2 separate regions of the Homo sapiens genome follow, and region 2 is linked to region 1. Evidence: read pairs that join two places in POLR2A ChIA-PET (ENCODE). Cell type or tissue: PC-9. All regions are shown on one strand. Links, peaks and the distances in the headings refer to the core of each region. The heading gives the core; the rest is flanking DNA.

Region 1 (5,367 bases), core at 229-5,228:
GGATGGGGTGTGCGTGGATGGATGGGTGGACAGACGGGCAGATGGTTGGTTCTATTGGAGGTGTAGATGGCATGCGTCCTTGGAGTCCAGCCCTTTACTGTTGGGCTGGGGAATGGAGGTCCAGAGAAGGAGGGGCTGCCTGAAGCCAACCAGGGACTGATGGACTCAGAGGAGTCTGCTCTTTTGCCTCCCTGTCTGGGGTTCCAGTTGAGAAAGTAGGGCAGAGCAACTGTAACTTTGCCCCCAAGGTCCTGACATTTAGAAGGGGCAAGAAGTTTAGAGGGGTGCACAGTTTCTTGGCACGTGCCTCTTCCAACTCCTTCTACAGCCATCCAGGGCACACAGACACACCACCTATATGGGCCAGCCTGGTGGGCACCCACCAAGATGGACAGCTTCAGTGGCTCCAGATCAACACAAAGCTCCCGCTGATTGGGGCCTCTTCCTCCCCACAGTTAATATTCTCCACCTCTTCTGAGAAGAGGACCTGCAGGGCTTGTGTTTCAAGCTGCTTGCGGGGGGCCACCAAAGGGGATACAGTGCTGGGCAGGGTGACTCTGTCAAGCCCCTGCCCCCAGGGAGCAAAGGACTCAGGGATCCCACCTTGCTTTTACCAACAGACCCCTTTCGTAAGTCCTGGATGGCCCCTGAAGCCCTCAACTTCTCCTTCAGCCAGAAATCAGACATCTGGTCCCTGGGCTGCATCATTCTGGACATGACCAGCTGCTCCTTCATGGATGTGAGCCGCCCTCCCTCCCCCACACCCCACATGCTGTTCCCCACGCGCCCAGGCCTGGGGAAAAGGCTTGGCCTCACCCTGCCTCCCCTCTGCATCCCTTCCCCTGGCTCTCTGCAGGCTGCACAGAGCCCTCTTCTCCACCTGCGAGGGGCCTGCCCTCCTCAGAACCCCTCAGCTTGCAGCACCTGCTGGGCTCTAGCAGGATAATGACAGCAGTGGTAATATTCAGACCATCCCACGCGACCCTCGCAGCAGCCCTCCAGGTGGTGTCACTGACTCTTGATGGAGAAAAGCCAAGTTCAGGTGCCCTTGTGAGCATGAAGGCTGCACGGAGTTGCAAGCAACGGGAACCCAGTGTGGGCCTGAACACACCTGGCTGTCTCATGCACAAGCCCCAGGCTGGTGTGGAGGTGCCTTCTCTCCTCCTGCACATCCTTAGCATGCAGCTCTTTCTCTCATCCCTGCTGGGGCCCCTGCACCATGGCCACAGCCTGTGGGCAGGAAGGAGGGGAGGCAGAGGGCCCCACTGGCCCCGCGAGCACTCCAAGGTCACTCTGGCTGCAGGGAGGCAGGGAAGTCCAGCCTGTCGCTTCCTATCCTCTATATGCAGAAGAGAAAAGTGGGGAAGGCCTGCCATGCCCAAAACAAGGAAGCTCCCCTTCTCCGCAGCACCACCTGCAGGCACCGAGGTCCCCAGAAAGGACAGACACCTGGCTGGACCCAGGTTCCCCATGGTCTCCCAGACCCCCAGACTCCACCTCTGAGAAGCACCTTGCCACTCCCTTCCTTTGAAAGACTCCCAGGGAAATGAGAGCCTTCCCACTTCGGAGGCTGTGTGACATCCTGGAAATTAGCCTGAGCTCCAGCCCCAGCCCAGGCAGTGTGACCCTGGGCATGCTCACACTCTGTGAAATGGGCATGCTGTCTTACTGGCTGGGTCTAGATCAGGGGGCTTTCTTGGCAGGACTCCACCCCGGGAGACAACCCGCTGGCTTCTCTGAAACTCCATTTCTTCTTATGGAAGAGCTTGGGGCCCCTGGGGTCTCTGGGCATTCTTGTAGACGGTGGCCACACCTGGCTCTCCCTGGTCTCCTCCTGGATTTCTTGGTCCCTGGTCGTCCCCTGCCCATGCTGGGACCTAGTTTTCATTTACTTAAGGGAATACACAGAGCTGTCCTCTCTCCGTGCAGGGCACAGAAGCCATGCATCTGCGGAAGTCCCTCCGCCAGAGCCCAGGCAGCCTGAAGGCCGTCCTGAAGACAATGGAGGAGAAGCAGATCCCGGATGTGGAAACCTTCAGGAATCTTCTGCCCTTGATGCTCCAGATCGACCCCTCGGATCGAATAACGATAAAGTGAGCTCAGGGTCGGGGTTTATTTTAACCTGTGGATTTATCTTTCAACATCTCTCCACCCTAATACAAGCACAGCTAGTTGGCTTTGTAACGCCTCAAAGAACTCCATCACAGATGCCCTGATTATCCCTGCACAGCTGGGCTTTGCCCAGTTCTGGCTCTCCCAAACCGTGCTGCGGCGAGTAATCCCGAATGTACGGTGGAGTGAGCAGACTGACCCCCAGGAGGCACAGGAGGCGTAGCCCCCAGGACCCACGACACTTTTAGGGTTCCAGAAAAAAGTTTTCATTCTACATAAAAAAAAAAATTCCTAAAGACAATGGTCACCTTTAAATTTTTCATTCTAACTTACTTTAAAATCAGAAGACAAAAGTAAATACATAACACTGGCCGGGGCGGTGGCTCATGCCTATAATCCCAGCACTTTGGGGGGCTGAGGCGGGTAGATCACTTGAGCTCAGGAGTTCTAGTCTAGCCTGGGTAACATGGCGAAACCCCTGTCTCTACGAAAAATACAAAAAATTAGCTGGGTGTAGTGGTGCATGCCTGTGTTCCCAGCTACTGGGGAGGCTGAGGCAGGAGGATCGCTCGAGCCCGGGAGGCAGAGGTTGTTGCAGTGAGCTGAGATCTCGCCACTGCACTTCAGCCTGGGTGACAGAGTGAGACCCTGTCTCAAAAACAAAACAAAAACATATAACAAAGAATCCAGGCCGGACACGGTGGTTCACACCTGTAATCCCAGCAGTTTGGGAGGCTGAGGTGGGTGGATCACTTGAAGTCAGGTGTTCGAGACCAGCCTGGCCAACAGAGCGAAACCCCGTCTCTACTAAAAATAGAAAAAAAATTAGCTGGGCATGGTGGGGTGCGCCTGTAGTCCCAGCTACTCAGGAGGCTGAGACAGAAGAAATGCTGGAACCCGGGAGGTGGAGGTTGCAGTGAGCCGAGATTGTGCCACTGCACTCCAGCCTAGGTGACAAGAGTGAAACTCCATCTAAAAAAAAACCCAAACAAAACAAAACAAAAAACCCAACATATAGCAAGGAATCCAGCCTGGGTCATATTCATCTTTATACCAACGCAGTTGTAAAATCTGGGTTTTCATGTTTCTATGGAGGCAGGGGACAAGAGCAAAAGTGCCAGGGCCCCGGACTGTCCCCCAGCTCTGTGAGCTGAGGCCCTGCCTCCATGGAGTACGTCCCTGGGTGTGGAATTGCTGGGGTGCTTGCCGGACACACTGGGGACACTATGAGAGACCCTGCCAAATGAATCCCAAAACAGGGAGTTCAGTGTCCAGTGTCCGCACCAATGGGCAGCCCGGAGCCAGAGGCAGAGGGAGAGCCCCACGGGGAGGTGGCAGGGGGCGCTGCTGGGTTACTCAGCCCTCTCTGCTCCTCTGCTAGGGACGTGGTGCACATCACCTTCTTGAGAGGCTCCTTCAAGTCCTCGTGCGTCTCTCTGACCCTGCACCGGCAGATGGTGCCTGCGTCCATCACCGACATGCTGTTAGAAGGCAACGTGGCCAGCATTTTAGGTGATGCTGGGGACACAAAGGGGGAGCGTGCCCTGAAGCTCCTGTCCATGGCCTTGGCATCCTATTGTTTAGTTCCAGAGGGTTCATTATTTATGCCCCTGGCCTTGCTCCACATGCACGACCAGTGGGTAGGAACAGTTTCCCTCCATCCATCCCTACACACTGCCCAGGACACCGCTCTGCTCAAATATCCTCCATAGCTCCCAACTACCTATAACACAAAGTTCCTCTCCATAGCCTGGCCCCCACCTGTTTTCCCTCCGCTCCTGCTACACAAATCCTCTATGTAGCTCAATGGCCTAGTCACTGCCCACGCCTCCCACAACCCTCTGCTTTTGCTTCCACAGCCTGGGTGGCACACAGTGGTCCCAGGACATCTTCCTCACACAGCACCACTTCCTTCCTGCGTGCTTCTATGTGCCCAGGATGAGCAGAAGTGCGCTCCATCATCTGTGTGCTCCAAGACAGAGACTTGGGTTCTATTAAGGAAAAGTTGCTTGGTCTCAGTGGCCTCATCTGTAAAGTGGGGATGGTAACAGCCCCTCCCTCTCATCCTGAACCTGTGGATCTGAGGAGGGGATGCACACACAGCAGCCAGCCCAGTGTGGTGCCGAGAAACAGAGCCCCGAGGCCCTGGTCCTCAGAAAGGTCCCTCCCCTGCCTTCCTGTCCCTGCAGAGGTCATGCAGAAATTCTCTGGCTGGCCCGAAGTCCAGCTCAGGGCCATGAAGAGGCTTCTGAAAATGCCTGCAGATCAGCTAGGTAGGCCCCACCCTGCACCCCTTTCCCAGCTGCTCCCCTAGGGGCAGAAGCTATGGTCCGGCCTGTGGGGAGCTGAGGCTGGCCCTCACCCCGGGCTCTCCTCGCCAGTGCTTTATTGCAGCGTGGAGGCGTGCATGTGTCCCCAGAAGAGTCCCGTGTCTCTGCTATCTGCCTGGGGAAGACAGCAGAGAAGGGGAATGGGTGGTGTGGCAGCCCTCACATGATTTTAATGGAGCCACAGACATCCCATCTTCCCCACTGTCCCTATGAGGGGTATCTGAGTTGTTTCTCAGTTTCCACTATTATGAATGATACTAGAACGGACACCCTGGTGTGTATGTATCTGTGCACTTGTTTCCGTAGCACAGATTCCTAGATGTTCAAGAGTGTGAATACTTTAACTTTTCACAGATACAACTTGCCCACCTATTAAGAATGCATGGCCTGGCGCAGTAGCTCACGCCTGTAATCCTAGCACCTTGAGAAGCCAAGGCGGGAGGACTGCTTGAGCCCAGGGATTTGAGACCAGCCTGGGCAACAAAGGGAGAGCCCATTTCTACAAAAAATAAAAAAATTAGCCAGGTGTGGTGACACATGTCTGTTATCCTAGCTACTCAGGAGGCTGAGGCAGGAGGATTGCTTGAGCCCAGGGAATTGAGGCTATAGTGAGCTACGCTTGCACCACCGCACTCCAGCCTAGAAGACCCTGTCTCAGAAAACAAAACCAAACCCAAAAAGATTGTTACTGCTCATTCATGGAGAGTGTTGGGAAAAGCAGTTTTTTTTTGTTTTTGTTTGTTTGTTTGTTTGTTTTTGAGACAGGGTCTCGCTCTGTCCCCCAGGCTGGAGTGCAGTGGTGCGATCTTGGCTCACTGCAACCTCCGCCTCCTGGGTTCAAGTGATTCTCCTGCTTCAGCCTCCCAAGTAGCTGGGACTACAGGTGTGTGCCACCACACCCAGCTAATTTTTCGTATTTTTATTA
Region 2 (5,367 bases), core at 68-5,067, 54 kb after region 1:
TCATGCCTCAGCCTCCTGAGCAGCTGGGACTCCAGCTATGTGCCACCACACCTGGCTAATTTTTTGTATTTTATTTTATTAGAGAGGGGGTTTCGCCATGATGGCCACGCTGGTCTCAAACTCCTGACCTCAGGTGATCCACCCGCCTTGGCCTCCCAAAGTGCTGGGATTACAGGCATGAGCCACTGAGCCTATTTCTTTTGAGGATATTCCTAAAAGAGAGACTTGAGAAAACTGGCCCTAATAACATCTTTATGATAGACACAATCAGAGATTTTCATATTGTGATTTTTTTTTCTTTTTTTTTTTTTTGAGATGGAGTCTCGCTCTGTCACCCAGGCTGGAGTCCAGTGGCGCAGTCTTGGCTCACTGCAACCTCTGCCTCCTGGGTTCAAGTGATTCTCCGTCTCAGCCTCCTGAGTAGCTGGGATTACAGGTGCGCACCACCACGCTCAGCTAATTTTTGTATTTTTAGTAGAGACGGGGTTTCACCATGTTGGTCAGGCTCGTCTCGAACTCCTGACCTTGTGATCCGCCGCCCAAAGTGCTGTGATTACAGGCGTGAGCCACTGTGCCTGGCCCATATTGCAATTCTTATAATGCCTCTCGGTCAACAATAACAGCTACCATTTGTCAAGTGTCTACTGTGTGCCAGGCACTTGTTATCTTCCCTTTTAAAAATCTTTATAAATGATTCTGCAAGGTAGATGCCATTATCTTTTTTTCTAAATCTAAGATTCAGAGGGTTAAGTCAGTTGTCTGAGGTCACACAGCTGGTAAGTGGCAGAGCCGGGATTGAAACCCATGCGGGCCTTATGTGCTAGAGGTGTCCAGTGAGCCTGGGCTGCAGTCCTTGCTGAGCCTGTCCCTTGGGGCTCTGGGTCTCTGCTTTGTCCACGCAGGTCTGATGGAGCTGCGTTTCCTGTGCATGGACTCTGCCCTCAGGGTGCCTGTCCAGGAAGAGCTGTGTGGCCTGGCAAGCAAGCCTGGGAGCCGGCGGGAGGTCTGCCAGGCTGTCCCGTGCCCTGCTCGGTGAGTGAGGGGAGCAAGACTGTGTGCTGGCCTTCTCCCTGTAAGTGGGAGACCCGAGCCTTGGCTCCATGCCCGGTGACCTGCGGAGGGGGGCAGGTGCTGCTGGCTGTGCACTGTGTGAGGCTGGACCATGGCCGCCCCATCCCCCTGCCTCACTCCAAGTGCAGGCCAGAGCCCCGGCCCAGCCCCTTTGAGGACTGCAACCCAGAGCCCTGCCCTGCCAGGTGGGCCCCTTCCCAAGGAGACAGGGGGTGCTAGGTCTGCATCCTGGCTCTTTCCTCACCTCCAAGCCAGACCTTTTGACCCTCAGTGTCCTCACCAGTGGGAGCAGGTCATTTTGTGCCCCCAGAAGACTGGGGGAGTTTAATGAAAGGATTAGATGCATGTAAAGTACATGCTAAATGCAATGAGTGTAAAATGCATGCTCGATGCAACGCGTGTAAAGTACATTGCACAGGATCTGGGATGCTGTGGGTGCACATGGTTGCTGGTGCGTTTCTTCATCGCCTGCTCTTTATGGAGCACCTAGGCCCCGGGGCCGTCCTGGAGCTAGGGGACACAGCAGAGAACAAGGCAGACAAATGTCCCTGACCTCCTGGAGCAAATGCAGGGGGAAAGGGGGACAGATAATAATAGGACAGGCGGGGAATGCAGTTTGATGGATGGTGTTCAGTGCGATGCAGCCAAACACAGCGGGAGGGGAGGAGGGGAGGGCTGGCGGGGTGGGCTCCAGGGCGGTGGTGCTGGGATCACTGTTGAAGACAGACATGCAGGGCCCTTGGGTGCCCGGACCCCTGCCCCCACTGTCTCTGGGATACGACATCTGTCGTTTGCCCTCACCTTTCTCTTCTGTAAAATGGGTTTGTCCAAATGTTCTGTCCACTCTGCCAAGCCTCTTGGTGAGGACACAAGGGGGCCTCCAGAAAGAGAACCTCTCCGGGCCCTTCCCAGCTTCCTGTCTCTTCCTAGTCTGGGGAAATGAAGGGGAGACCTGGCTCCCCTGGGTTCCCAGGCCCTGGGGCTGTTTGGGGTCCCTGACTCCAGTTTGCTCCAGGTGGCAGTACAAGCTGGCGGCCTGCAGCGTGAGCTGTGGGAGAGGGGTCGTGCGGAGGATCCTGTATTGTGCCCGGGCCCATGGGGAGGACGATGGTGAGGAGATCCTGTTGGACACCCAGTGCCAGGGGCTGCCTCGCCCGGAACCCCAGGAGGCCTGCAGCCTGGAGCCCTGCCCACCTAGGTGAGTCAGCCGGTGATGGGAGGGGCAGCTCCTGGTGTGTGCAGATGCCAGGCCAGGCGCTGTGGTGTGTGCCTGTAATCGCAGCTACTTGGAAAGCTGAATCAGGAGAACCACTTGAGTCCAGGAGTGCAAGTCCAACCTGGGCAACACAGTGAGACCTCATCTCTAAAAAAAAAACAAGACGGGGCCAGGTGTGGTGGCTCACGCCTGTAATCCCAGCGCTATGGAAGGCTGAAGCGGGTGGATTACCTGAGGTCAGGAGCTTGAGACCAGCCTGGCCAACATGGTGAAACCCCATCTTTACTAAAAATACAACAATTAGGCTGGGCGCGGTGGCTCACTCCTGTAATCCCAGCACTTTGGGAGGCTGAGGCGGGCAGATCACCTGAGGTTGGGAGTTCGAGACCAGCCTGTCCAACATACAGAAACCCTGTCTCTACTAAAAATACAAAATTAGCCGGGTGTGGTGGTACATGCCTGTAATCCCAGTTACTTGGGAGGCTGAGGCAGAATCGCTTGAACCGGGGAGGCCAAGGTTGTGGTGAGCCAAGATTACGCCACTGGACTCCAGCCTGGCTAACAGCAGCAAAACTCCATCTCAAAAAAAAAAAAAAAAAAAGAAAACCCACAAAAATTAGCCTGGCGTGGTGGTGTGCACCTGTCATCCCAGCTACTTCAGAGGCGGAGGCAGGAGAATCGCTTGAACCCGGGAGGCGGAGGTTGCAGTGAGCCGAGATGGCGCCGCTGGCACTCCAGCCTGGGCTACAGAGCGAGACTCCGTCTCAAAAACAAAACAACAAAACAAAACAAGACGGGGTGGGGGGCTCAGTGGCCCAAGAGCCAGTCTGTAAGGAATAGGGCTACCTGGCAGGCTGTGCTAGTTGTGGGAGGTGAAGTTTAAGCACCATGCAGGCAGGGTGCAGTGTGGGGAGGCCTGGGGGACAGAGGAGGCAGCATTTGAGCAGAACCTAAAGCTGTGAGCACCAGCATTCTGATGTGGAAGACGGGAGGGATGGAGGTCTCCACAGGGACACACACAGCCACACTAGGACACGGGACAGAATCATGTTCAAGTCCGTGGGGTCCGGAGCCCAGTGGTAAAGGGCGAACATTTGCCTACCTCATTTACAATTCTTTAATGGTTTCTTTTTGTAGGTTTGCATTTTTAGTAAAGAAATACTTTTCTATATCATACAGAAACGTCCAGAAAAGAATGTAACAGACATGTATGTTCCAGCACTCCAGTTTAATAGATAGCATCCTACTGCCATGTTTCCTTCCTGTCCACTTACTTTTATTTATTTAATTTATTTATTTTGAGACGGAGTCTCGCTTTGTTGCCCAGGCAGTGATGCAATCTTGGCTCACTGCAACCTCCGCCTCCCGGGTTCAAGCCATTCTCCTGTCTCAGCCTCCCAAGTAGCTGGGAATACAGGCACCCACAACCACACCCAGCTAACTTTTGTATTTTTAGTAGAGACAGGGTTTCACCATATTGGTCAGGCCGATCTTGAACTCCTGACCTCAGGAGATCTGCCTACCTCAGCATTCCAAAGTGCTGGGATTACAGATGTGAGCCATCACACCTGGCCAGCCTCCTTAGTTTTAAATAAATCCAGTTACAGATAAGATTTCACTTAAATTTAGGCTGGTCATGGCTCACGCCTGTAATCTCAGCACTTCAGGAGGCTGAGATGGGTGGATCATTTGAGCCCAGGAGTTTGAGACCAGCCTGGACAACATGCCAAAACCTTGTCTCTACTATAAATACAAAAATTAGCCGGGCATGGTGGTGCATGCCAGTATCCCCAGCTACTCGGGAGGCTGAGGCAGGAGAATCACCTGAACCTTGGGAAGTCAAGGCTGCAGTGAGCAGAGATCACACCACCACTGCATGCCAGCCTGGGCAACAGCATGAGACCCTGTCTCAAAAAAAAAAAAAAAAAAAAAAGATTTTACTTAAATTTAAACCCTGTACTAATCTGTGATTTATTTGGAGTATGTTGCAAAGTAGGGACCAAAGGATTTTTTTTTTTTTCTAAATTGTTAACTAGCATCTGTTGGACAAGCCCTGATGCCTCCAGGTGGCTCCTTGGTGGTATTGGTGTGTGTTAGAATCTATGTCTGGGCTTTCTACTGGGTTTTTTTCTTCTCCTTTTTTTTTTTTGAGACAGTTTTTCTCTGTCACCCAGGGTGGGGTGCAGTGGCGCGATCTCAGCTCACTGCAACCTCCGCCTCCTGGGTTCAAGTGATTTTCATGCCTCAGCTTCCCGAGTAGCTGGGATTACAGGTGCCCGCCACCACCCCCAACTGATTTTGTGTTTTTAATAGAGACAGGGTTTCACTATGTTGGCCAGGCTGGTCTTGAACTCCTGACCTCAAGTGATCTGCCAGGTTCTGTTTTTTGTGCTTTTTTTTTCTAGCTATTCTCTTGCCCATACAAAATTGTTTTAAATGTTGTAGCTTTATAACCATTTAACATCTGTGTCACTAGTGTGTCCTGATTTCTTTGCCTATGCTAAAGTCCCTTGGCTGTGTGTCCCATTTATTTTTCCACATCACATTTAGAGATGATCTGGGATTTTATGGGAATTGCAGGGTTTTTCACACTGCACGCTGCCTGCATGGTGCTTAAACTTCACCTCCCACACCTAGCACAGCCTACCAGGTAGCCCTGTTCTCTACAGACCACCTCTTGGGCCACTGAGCCTCCCCTCACTTTTTTTTAGAGATGGGGTCTCACTATGTTGCCCAGTCTGGACTTGAATTCCTGGGCTCAAGTGATCCTCCTGCTTCAGCCTCCCGAGTAGCTGGGATGCAGGCACACACTACATGAGCTCTGGCCATCCCTCTGACGTTGCTGTAGCCACGCTGGCCTCATTGTCCTGGAACATTCCAGGGATACTCCCCTGACTTAGGGCTTCTGTGCTAGCTCTCGCTGCCTGATGTCTTCTGTGGATATCCTCGAGGCCCTGGATATCCCTCCCCCAGGCTCGGCTCAGACACCACAACTCCAAAGTGGCCCAGTGCCCTCCCTGAGCGTCGGTCCAGAACGGCACTCTCGTCCCTCCTGTGACGCTCTGCTTGGCACTTTGGGA

The links. Peaks named below come from ENCODE experiments on the same cell type or tissue, not always from the same donor. Only the 100,000 strongest peaks of a DNase experiment are listed, where the experiment ranks them.
Region 2: POLR2A ChIA-PET joins it to region 1 with 6 read pairs; 7 of 35 experiments call an interaction of 5 or more read pairs at or near these places.

What each region holds. Positions count from the first base shown.
Region 1 is chr9:133,393,671-133,399,037 of GRCh38, forward strand. It overlaps STKLD1 (serine/threonine kinase like domain containing 1), which reads left to right. Exons shown (of 18, transcript NM_153710.5): 8 at 621-739; 9 at 1,930-2,093; 10 at 3,494-3,624; 11 at 4,302-4,385. Among named protein-coding and RNA genes, the nearest start is that of STKLD1, 20 kb to the left of the region's middle. In PC-9, for the core only: a CTCF peak has its summit at 3,445; no DNase peak of the experiment used is centred there; H3K27me3 peaks cover 4,003 bases.
Region 2 is chr9:133,447,697-133,453,063 of GRCh38, forward strand. It overlaps ADAMTS13 (ADAM metallopeptidase with thrombospondin type 1 motif 13), which reads left to right. Exons shown (of 29, transcript NM_139027.6): 22 at 903-1,032; 23 at 2,087-2,269. Among named protein-coding and RNA genes, the nearest start is that of CACFD1, 9.6 kb to the right of the region's middle. In PC-9, for the core only: no CTCF peak of the experiment used is centred there; a DNase peak (open chromatin) is centred at 2,315.